Linked DNA regions of Homo sapiens: region 2 is linked to region 1. A link is a contact called in ENCODE Hi-C or POLR2A ChIA-PET data. All regions are on one chromosome and are shown on one strand. Each heading gives the region's core, a stretch centred on a gene start or an enhancer-like site at or near the end of the contact. The rest is flanking DNA. Distances are from core to core; before and after follow the strand shown.

What was found. Hi-C counts contacts between places; a loop is a spot of excess contacts on that map. ChIA-PET counts read pairs that join two places held with the same protein, here RNA polymerase II (POLR2A). Pooled maps may share reads with other maps.
Region 2: a loop to region 1 is called in a map of heart left ventricle, with 5 times the contacts of the local background. The contact joins the promoter of PGR here to the enhancer-like site in region 1. A Hi-C loop is called at or near these places in 20 of 168 maps with a recorded cell type or tissue (K562, Right ventricle myocardium inferior, Right ventricle myocardium superior and 8 more) and 13 of 50 pooled maps. POLR2A ChIA-PET finds 5 or more read pairs at or near these places in 1 of 52 experiments (IMR-90).

Annotation. Positions count from the first base shown.
Region 1 is chr11:101,032,191-101,037,219 of GRCh38, reverse strand. PGR (progesterone receptor) reads left to right here. Exons shown (of 8, transcript NM_000926.4): 8 at 1-5,029. Among named protein-coding and RNA genes, the nearest start is that of PGR, 95 kb to the left of the region's middle. Within about 2 kb of position 2,944, at least 8 of the 41 ENCODE cell types and tissues checked have a DNase peak (open chromatin) inside an H3K27ac peak, as active enhancers do; they include heart left ventricle, heart right ventricle and ovary, where a contact is called at or near this core.
Region 2 is chr11:101,128,563-101,133,591 of GRCh38, reverse strand. It overlaps PGR (progesterone receptor), which reads left to right and starts at 3,779. Exons shown (of 8, transcript NM_000926.4): 1 at 3,779-5,029. The coding sequence starts at 4,522. It also overlaps PGR-AS1.

The DNA.
Region 1 (5,029 bases), core at 1,695-4,194:
ATGCAGCACAAAGGTACTAACTTTAAATATTAAATAACACCTTTATGTGTCAGTAATTCATTTGCATTAAATCTTATTGAAAAGGCTTTCAATATATTTTCCCCACAAATGTCATCCCAAGAAAAAAGTATTTTTAACATCTCCCAAATATAATAGTTACAGGAAATCTACCTCTGTGAGAGTGACACCTCTCAGAATGAACTGTGTGACACAAGAAAATGAATGTAGGTCTATCCAAAAAAAACCCCAAGAAACAAAAACAATATTATTAGCCCTTTATGCTTAAGTGATGGACTCAGGGAACAGTTGATGTTGTGATCATTTTATTATCTGATTCTTGTTACTTTGAATTAAACCAATATTTTGATGATATAAATCATTTCCACCAGCATATATTTAATTTCCATAATAACTTTAAAATTTTCTAATTTCACTCAACTATGAGGGAATAGAATGTGGTGGCCACAGGTTTGGCTTTTGTTAAAATGTTTGATATCTTCGATGTTGATCTCTGTCTGCAATGTAGATGTCTAAACACTAGGATTTAATATTTAAGGCTAAGCTTTAAAAATAAAGTACCTTTTTAAAAAGAATATGGCTTCACCAAATGGAAAATACCTAATTTCTAAATCTTTTTCTCTACAAAGTCCTATCTACTAATGTCTCCATTACTATTTAGTCATCATAACCATTATCTTCATTTTACATGTCGTGTTCTTTCTGGTAGCTCTAAAATGACACTAAATCATAAGAAGACAGGTTACATATCAGGAAATACTTGAAGGTTACTGAAATAGATTCTTGAGTTAATGAAAATATTTTCTGTAAAAAGGTTTGAAAAGCCATTTGAGTCTAAAGCATTATACCTCCATTATCAGTAGTTATGTGACAATTGTGTGTGTGTTTAATGTTTAAAGATGTGGCACTTTTTAATAAGGCAATGCTATGCTATTTTTTCCCATTTAACATTAAGATAATTTATTGCTATACAGATGATATGGAAATATGATGAACAATATTTTTTTTGCCAAAACTATGCCTTGTAAGTAGCCATGGAATGTCAACCTGTAACTTAAATTATCCACAGATAGTCATGTGTTTGATGATGGGCACTGTGGAGATAACTGACATAGGACTGTGCCCCCCTTCTCTGCCACTTACTAGCTGGATGAGATTAAGCAAGTCATTTAACTGCTCTGATTAAACCTGCCTTTCCCAAGTGCTTTGTAATGAATAGAAATGGAAACCAAAAAAAACGTATACAGGCCTTCAGAAATAGTAATTGCTACTATTTTGTTTTCATTAAGCCATAGTTCTGGCTATAATTTTATCAAACTCACCAGCTATATTCTACAGTGAAAGCAGGATTCTAGAAAGTCTCACTGTTTTATTTATGTCACCATGTGCTATGATATATTTGGTTGAATTCATTTGAAATTAGGGCTGGAAGTATTCAAGTAATTTCTTCTGCTGAAAAAATACAGTGTTTTGAGTTTAGGGCCTGTTTTATCAAAGTTCTAAAGAGCCTATCACTCTTCCATTGTAGACATTTTAAAATAATGACACTGATTTTAACATTTTTAAGTGTCTTTTTAGAACAGAGAGCCTGACTAGAACACAGCCCCTCCAAAAACCCATGCTCAAATTATTTTTACTATGGCAGCAATTCCACAAAAGGGAACAATGGGTTTAGAAATTACAATGAAGTCATCAACCCAAAAAACATCCCTATCCCTAAGAAGGTTATGATATAAAATGCCCACAAGAAATCTATGTCTGCTTTAATCTGTCTTTTATTGCTTTGGAAGGATGGCTATTACATTTTTAGTTTTTGCTGTGAATACCTGAGCAGTTTCTCTCATCCATACTTATCCTTCACACATCAGAAGTCAGGATAGAATATGAATCATTTTAAAAACTTTTACAACTCCAGAGCCATGTGCATAAGAAGCATTCAAAACTTGCCAAAACATACATTTTTTTTCAAATTTAAAGATACTCTATTTTTGTATTCAATAGCTCAACAACTGTGGTCCCCACTGATAAAGTGAAGTGGACAAGGAGACAAGTAATGGCATAAGTTTGTTTTTCCCAAAGTATGCCTGTTCAATAGCCATTGGATGTGGGAAATTTCTACATCTCTTAAAATTTTACAGAAAATACATAGCCAGATAGTCTAGCAAAAGTTCACCAAGTCCTAAATTGCTTATCCTTACTTCACTAAGTCATGAAATCATTTTAATGAAAAGAACATCACCTAGGTTTTGTGGTTTCTTTTTTTCTTATTCATGGCTGAGTGAAAACAACAATCTCTGTTTCTCCCTAGCATCTGTGGACTATTTAATGTACCATTATTCCACACTCTATGGTCCTTACTAAATACAAAATTGAACAAAAAGCAGTAAAACAACTGACTCTTCACCCATATTATAAAATATAATCCAAGCCAGATTAGTCAACATCCATAAGATGAATCCAAGCTGAACTGGGCCTAGATTATTGAGTTCAGGTTGGATCACATCCCTATTTATTAATAAACTTAGGAAAGAAGGCCTTACAGACCATCAGTTAGCTGGAGCTAATAGAACCTACACTTCTAAAGTTCGGCCTAGAATCAATGTGGCCTTAAAAGCTGAAAAGAAGCAGGAAAGAACAGTTTTCTTCAATAATTTGTCCACCCTGTCACTGGAGAAAATTTAAGAATTTGGGGGTGTTGGTAGTAAGTTAAACACAGCAGCTGTTCATGGCAGAAATTATTCAATACATACCTTCTCTGAATATCCTATAACCAAAGCAAAGAAAAACACCAAGGGGTTTGTTCTCCTCCTTGGAGTTGACCTCATTCCAAGGCAGAGCTCAGGTCACAGGCACAGGGGCTGCGCCCAAGCTTGTCCGCAGCCTTATGCAGCTGTGGAGTCTGGAAGACTGTTGCAGGACTGCTGGCCTAGTCCCAGAATGTCAGCCTCATTTTCGATTTACTGGCTCTTGTTGCTGTATGTCATGCTGACCTTATTGTTAAACACAGGTTTGTTTGCTTTTTTTCCACTCATGGAGACATGGGAGAGGCATTATTTTTAAGCTGGTTGAAAGCTTTAACCGATAAAGCATTTTTAGAGAAATGTGAATCAGGCAGCTAAGAAAGCATACTCTGTCCATTACGGTAAAGAAAATGCACAGATTATTAACTCTGCAGTGTGGCATTAGTGTCCTGGTCAATATTCGGATAGATATGAATAAAATATTTAAATGGTATTGTAAATAGTTTTCAGGACATATGCTATAGCTTATTTTTATTATCTTTTGAAATTGCTCTTAATACATCAAATCCTGATGTATTCAATTTATCAGATATAAATTATTCTAAATGAAGCCCAGTTAAATGTTTTTGTCTTGTCAGTTATATGTTAAGTTTCTGATCTCTTTGTCTATGACGTTTACTAATCTGCATTTTTACTGTTATGAATTATTTTAGACAGCAGTGGTTTCAAGCTTTTTGCCACTAAAAATACCTTTTATTTTCTCCTCCCCCAGAAAAGTCTATACCTTGAAGTATCTATCCACCAAACTGTACTTCTATTAAGAAATAGTTATTGTGTTTTCTTAATGTTTTGTTATTCAAAGACATATCAATGAAAGCTGCTGAGCAGCATGAATAACAATTATATCCACACAGATTTGATATATTTTGTGCAGCCTTAACTTGATAGTATAAAATGTCATTGCTTTTTAAATAATAGTTAGTCAATGGACTTCTATCATAGCTTTCCTAAACTAGGTTAAGATCCAGAGCTTTGGGGTCATAATATATTACATACAATTAAGTTATCTTTTTCTAAGGGCTTTAAAATTCATGAGAATAACCAAAAAAGGTATGTGGAGAGTTAATACAAACATACCATATTCTTGTTGAAACAGAGATGTGGCTCTGCTTGTTCTCCATAAGGTAGAAATACTTTCCAGAATTTGCCTAAACTAGTAAGCCCTGAATTTGCTATGATTAGGGATAGGAAGAGATTTTCACATGGCAGACTTTAGAATTCTTCACTTTAGCCAGTAAAGTATCTCCTTTTGATCTTAGTATTCTGTGTATTTTAACTTTTCTGAGTTGTGCATGTTTATAAGAAAAATCAGCACAAAGGGTTTAAGTTAAAGCCTTTTTACTGAAATTTGAAAGAAACAGAAGAAAATATCAAAGTTCTTTGTATTTTGAGAGGATTAAATATGATTTACAAAAGTTACATGGAGGGCTCTCTAAAACATTAAATTAATTATTTTTTGTTGAAAAGTCTTACTTTAGGCATCATTTTATTCCTCAGCAACTAGCTGTGAAGCCTTTACTGTGCTGTATGCCAGTCACTCTGCTAGATTGTGGAGATTACCAGTGTTCCCGTCTTCTCCGAGCTTAGAGTTGGATGGGGAATAAAGACAGGTAAACAGATAGCTACAATATTGTACTGTGAATGCTTATGCTGGAGGAAGTACAGGGAACTATTGGAGCACCTAAGAGGAGCACCTACCTTGAATTTAGGGGTTAGCAGAGGCATCCTGAAAAAAGTCAAAGCTAAGCCACAATCTATAAGCAGTTTAGGAATTAGCAGAACGTGCGTGGTGAGGAGATGCCAAAGGCAAGAAGAGAAGAGTATTCCAAACAGGAGGGATTCCAAAGAGAGAAGAGTATCCCAAACAACATTTGCACAAACCTGATGGGGAGAGAGAATGTGGGGTGGGGATGGATGATGAGACTGAAGAAGAAAGCCAGGTCTAGATAATCAGTGGCCTTGTACACCATGTTAAAGAGTGTAGACTTGATTCTGTTGTAAACAGGAAAGCAGCACAATTCATATGAATATTTTAGAAGACTCCCACTGGAATATGGAGAATAAAGTTGGAGATGACTAATCCTGGAAGCAGGGAGAACATTTTTGAGGAAGTTGCACTATTTTGGTGAAAATGATGATCATAAACATGAAGAATTGTAGGTGATCATGACCTCCTCTCTAATTTTCCAGAAGGGTTTTGGAAGATATAA
Region 2 (5,029 bases), core at 2,530-5,029, 96 kb before region 1:
CCCAGTGCCAAAAACTGGAAAAATTTGAGCAACAAAGTATTCATGAATCCATACAAAGAAAAGACTGAATAAAGAAGTAAATGGGGGAGAAGAAGCAAATCTTCCTCACAGAATTCCAAATAAATTATGTAGATACTCCACTCCAAAGGAGGGCTAGCATAACTCCCTACTCCCCCACACTTCCTTAAGTGACTCATAATGATTTCCTTCCAAAGAGTACAGAGTATGCAAAGAGGGAAAAAAGAGTAACTATGCAATGGAGAAACCTGACAAACACTACTTCAGCCAGGTGATGGAGAACAACATTAACAGTCATAAGTCATGTTGACAATATGTACCCTTCATATGATGTAATAAATACAGTACATTACCTCTTTGATTTCCACCCCGCCAAAACCCAAAACCCTAGTCTACTCATGAGGATACATCAAATCCCAATAGAAGGGCATCTTGCAATATACCTCACCAGTACTCCTAAGGACTGTCAAGGTCATCAAATACAAGGAAAATCTGAGAAACTCTCACAGCCAAGAGGAGCACAAGACATCATAACAATTAAATGTGGTGTCCTGGATGGAATCCTGGAAAGGAAAAAGGACATTAAGTGAAAATGAAGAAAATCTAAATAAACTATGAATATTAGTTAATAACAATTTATCAGTATTAGTTCATTAATTGTAACAAATGTACCCTATTAATTTAAAATGCTAACAGAGAAAATTGTACAAATGATATATGAGCATTCTCTATATTATCTGCTCAATTTTTCTGTAAATCCAAAATCGTTTCCCAAAAGTAAAATCTATTAATAAAACATCTAAAGCAAACAGACCTAAAAGGCATATGCAAATGTATAATTTAATGTTTAATAAATCAGATATAAATATTTTTAAAAACCTAATATTTGGTGACAGAAAGCAGATTAGTGGCTTGCCAGAAAGTGGTGATTAGTACTAGGGGAAGGGGATGGGACAGAACAGTATGAAGGGATTTAAAAAATGGCATGAGGAAACTTTTGGAGGCAAAGGGTATGTTTATCATTTTAGTTTCACAGGTCTAACAACAAATTATACAATTTAAATATATGCAGCTTATTATATGACAACTATATCTTGATAAAGTGGTTTTTTTCCCCAAACTATAGAAAAAATACTTCCACATTTAAATCCTCTTCTCCAAAAACAGTCTTCAGGAATATTTGAAGTTAGCCCCATCACACCTGAATTTAATCAGTGAATTTTGTTCATTCAAAGATTCATACATTTGGGAAGTTCCTGTGCCAAAAATGCTAATCACCCAGCATCAAAATTTATGGAATAATGGTGATTTAGGACATGCTGGACATCTTTATTGTTGTTTTCCCACTTCAAGATTTTCAATCTTTTGGAAACAACCTCCCCAGACATTCTGACAAGGGAATTATTATAACCAACCAAAATCAAGCCAAATATAGTTTGTCAGATTTAAAATGAGGCCAAGTGCCAATTTTACAGCAGCGACCGGAAAATCAAATTATATGGCATCTGACATTTAAAATCACACTCCTAAGAAGGCTGTCATTTGATGTCTTGGGTTTGGGTTACAGTACTTAACTTTATAATACTGGGTAACCTTGTGCCTCAGTTTTCCCAACTATGAAATTGGGATAACAGTACCTATTTTGTGAGACTGTTGAAGGATTACAGTTAACACAGGTAAAAGGCTTACAAGACTACCTGGCAATGCTGTCCTGATTTTACAAATTCTATACACTGTGTGGCATTAGCCATCAGGAAAATATAAATAAATCAGTGAGATACCACTTCACACACTTGGGGGGCTATAACAAAAAAGACAGATAAAAAATGTTGTCAAAGATGTGAAGAAACTAGGACCCTTATTCACTGCTGGTGGAAATGTAAGAAGTACAATCATTTGAACCATAGTCTGGCAGTTACTCCAAAGACCACACCTAGAGTTGCCATATGAACCAGCAATTCCACTCCTATGCATATATCCAGGAGAAAGGAAAATATACGCTGCACAAAAACTTGTACATGAATGTTCATTAGCAGGATTTTTCATGGTAGCCAAAAGGTGTAAACAACCCAAATGTCCAACAACTGATAGAGATGGATAAATAAAATGTGGTTTATCCATACAATGAAATATTATTTGTCAATAAAAAGGAGTGAAGGAGTGAAGTACTGATTCATGTGGAACATGGATGAACCTTGATCCAAAATAGCCAAATCACAGGTACAAAAAGCATATTAGTGGCTGCTGGGAGATTTAGGCGGAAATGTGGAATAACTGCTAGTGGGTATTGAGATTTTAGAGTCATACTCATGTTACAAAATTAATAGTGCTGATGGTTGCACAACTCTGAGTACATGAAAAATCAATGAACTGATACTTTGAGTGAGCTGTATGATACTGGAATTACACCTCAATAAAGCATGGTAACTGTTTTAAGATAGGCTGGAAAGAGAAAGCCTGAAAACAACAATAATGATATTAATAAATTAGTTTACTTCTCTAGTCTCATATACTTCTGTGCCCACACTTGCTCCTGTTCTATTCATAATGGTCCCCTTGCAGTTGCCATATTATATCCTGCCATTTGATGCCCGGTGAACATTCTATACCTGCTTCCCAGAATTCTCTTTACCTTTCCTCTATCTGCCTAACTTCCACATATCTAAAATTAATCAGAGTAAACTATTTACTAGAACAACCAACTCCAAATCCTAGTAACCTAACATGATAAAGGTTTGTTTCTCACTCATATAGCCCCTCCCCAGATGATCGAGGGGTCCAGGCTCCTTACCTCTAGTGGCTCCCCCACCTTCTGGAGTCTTCTGCATTCTTTATACATGGTTGAGATAAACTATGAGTCATTAGCACAGCTAGACCTTGAGGTCCTACAAGAAAATTTGCAAATCATTCACTCTGTTTTGAACAAGGTATATTTAAGATGATGTTAAAATACCCAATGGTCTTGGGTCAAATACAGTTTATGACTGTGTATCTAAAATATATATTGCAATATTCTTCCCTTTTTCTACTGACTTCATGAATTTAGCGGGGATCCATTTTATAAGCTCAAAGATAATTACTTTTCAGACTAAGAATATTTAGGGTAAAAAGTACTGTTCAACATCTCTACTGAGGATGTTATGATGTAGCACACTGTATAAGCTGGAGCTAAAGGAAACTTTCCTTAAAGTGCTATTTACTAAAAATTGGAACACATTCCTTAAGACAAATCGAAGTGTGGCACACAACATCCAAACTTCCATCATAGATACAGAGGTGTTACCATCTCCCACTCCCAAATTTCTTTGTCACGCTGAGGATACTCAAGAGGAGCAGGACATGTTGGTCGCAGCAGGAGAAACTTGAAAGCATTCACTTTTATGGAACTCATAAGGGAGAGAATCTCTTATTTAGTATCGTCCTTGATACATTTATTATTTTAAAAGATAATGTAGCCAAATGTCTTCCTCTGTGTTAAATCTTTACAAAACTGAAATCTTAAAATGGTGACAAAAATTCTACTTCTGATAGAATCTATTCATTTTTCCAATTAGATAGGGCATAATTCTTAATTTGCAAAACAAAACGTAATATGCTTATGAGGTTCCATCCCAAAGAACCTGCTATTGAGAGTAGCATTCAGAATAACGGGTGGAAATGCCAACTCCAGAGTTTCAGATCCTACCGGTAATTGGGGTAGGGAGGGGCTTTGGGCGGGGCCTCCCTAGAGGAGGAGGCGTTGTTAGAAAGCTGTCTGGCCAGTCCACAGCTGTCACTAATCGGGGTAAGCCTTGTTGTATTTGTGCGTGTGGGTGGCATTCTCAATGAGAACTAGCTTCACTTGTCATTTGAGTGAAATCTACAACCCGAGGCGGCTAGTGCTCCCGCACTACTGGGATCTGAGATCTTCGGAGATGACTGTCGCCCGCAGTACGGAGCCAGCAGAAGTCCGACCCTTCCTGGGAATGGGCTGTACCGAGAGGTCCGACTAGCCCCAGGGTTTTAGTGAGGGGGCAGTGGAACTCAGCGAGGGACTGAGAGCTTCACAGCATGCACGAGTTTGATGCCAGAGAAAAAGTCGGGAGATAAAGGAGCCGCGTGTCACTAAATTGCCGTCGCAGCCGCAGCCACTCAAGTGCCGGACTTGTGAGTACTCTGCGTCTCCAGTCCTCGGACAGAAGTTGGAGAACTCTCTTGGAGAACTCCCCGAGTTAGGAGACGAGATCTCCTAACAATTACTACTTTTTCTTGCGCTCCCCACTTGCCGCTCGCTGGGACAAACGACAGCCACAGTTCCCCTGACGACAGGATGGAGGCCAAGGGCAGGAGCTGACCAGCGCCGCCCTCCCCCGCCCCCGACCCAGGAGGTGGAGATCCCTCCGGTCCAGCCACATTCAACACCCACTTTCTCCTCCCTCTGCCCCTATATTCCCGAAACCCCCTCCTCCTTCCCTTTTCCCTCCTCCTGGAGACGGGGGAGGAGAAAAGGGGAGTCCAGTCGTCATGACTGAGCTGAAGGCAAAGGGTCCCCGGGCTCCCCACGTGGCGGGCGGCCCGCCCTCCCCCGAGGTCGGATCCCCACTGCTGTGTCGCCCAGCCGCAGGTCCGTTCCCGGGGAGCCAGACCTCGGACACCTTGCCTGAAGTTTCGGCCATACCTATCTCCCTGGACGGGCTACTCTTCCCTCGGCCCTGCCAGGGACAGGACCCCTCCGACGAAAAGACGCAGGACCAGCAGTCGCTGTCGGACGTGGAGGGCGCATATTCCAGAGCTGAAGCTACAAGGGGTGCTGGAGGCAGCAGTTCTAGTCCCCCAGAAAAGGACAGCGGACTGCTGGACAGTGTCTTGGACACTCTGTTGGCGCCCTCAGGTCCCGGGCAGAGCCAACCCAGCCCTCCCGCCTGCGAGGTCACCAGCTCTTGGTGCCTGTTTGGCCCCGAACTTCCCGAAGATCCACCGGCTGCCCCCGCCACCCAGCGGGTGTTGTCCCCGCTCATGAGCCGGTCCGGGT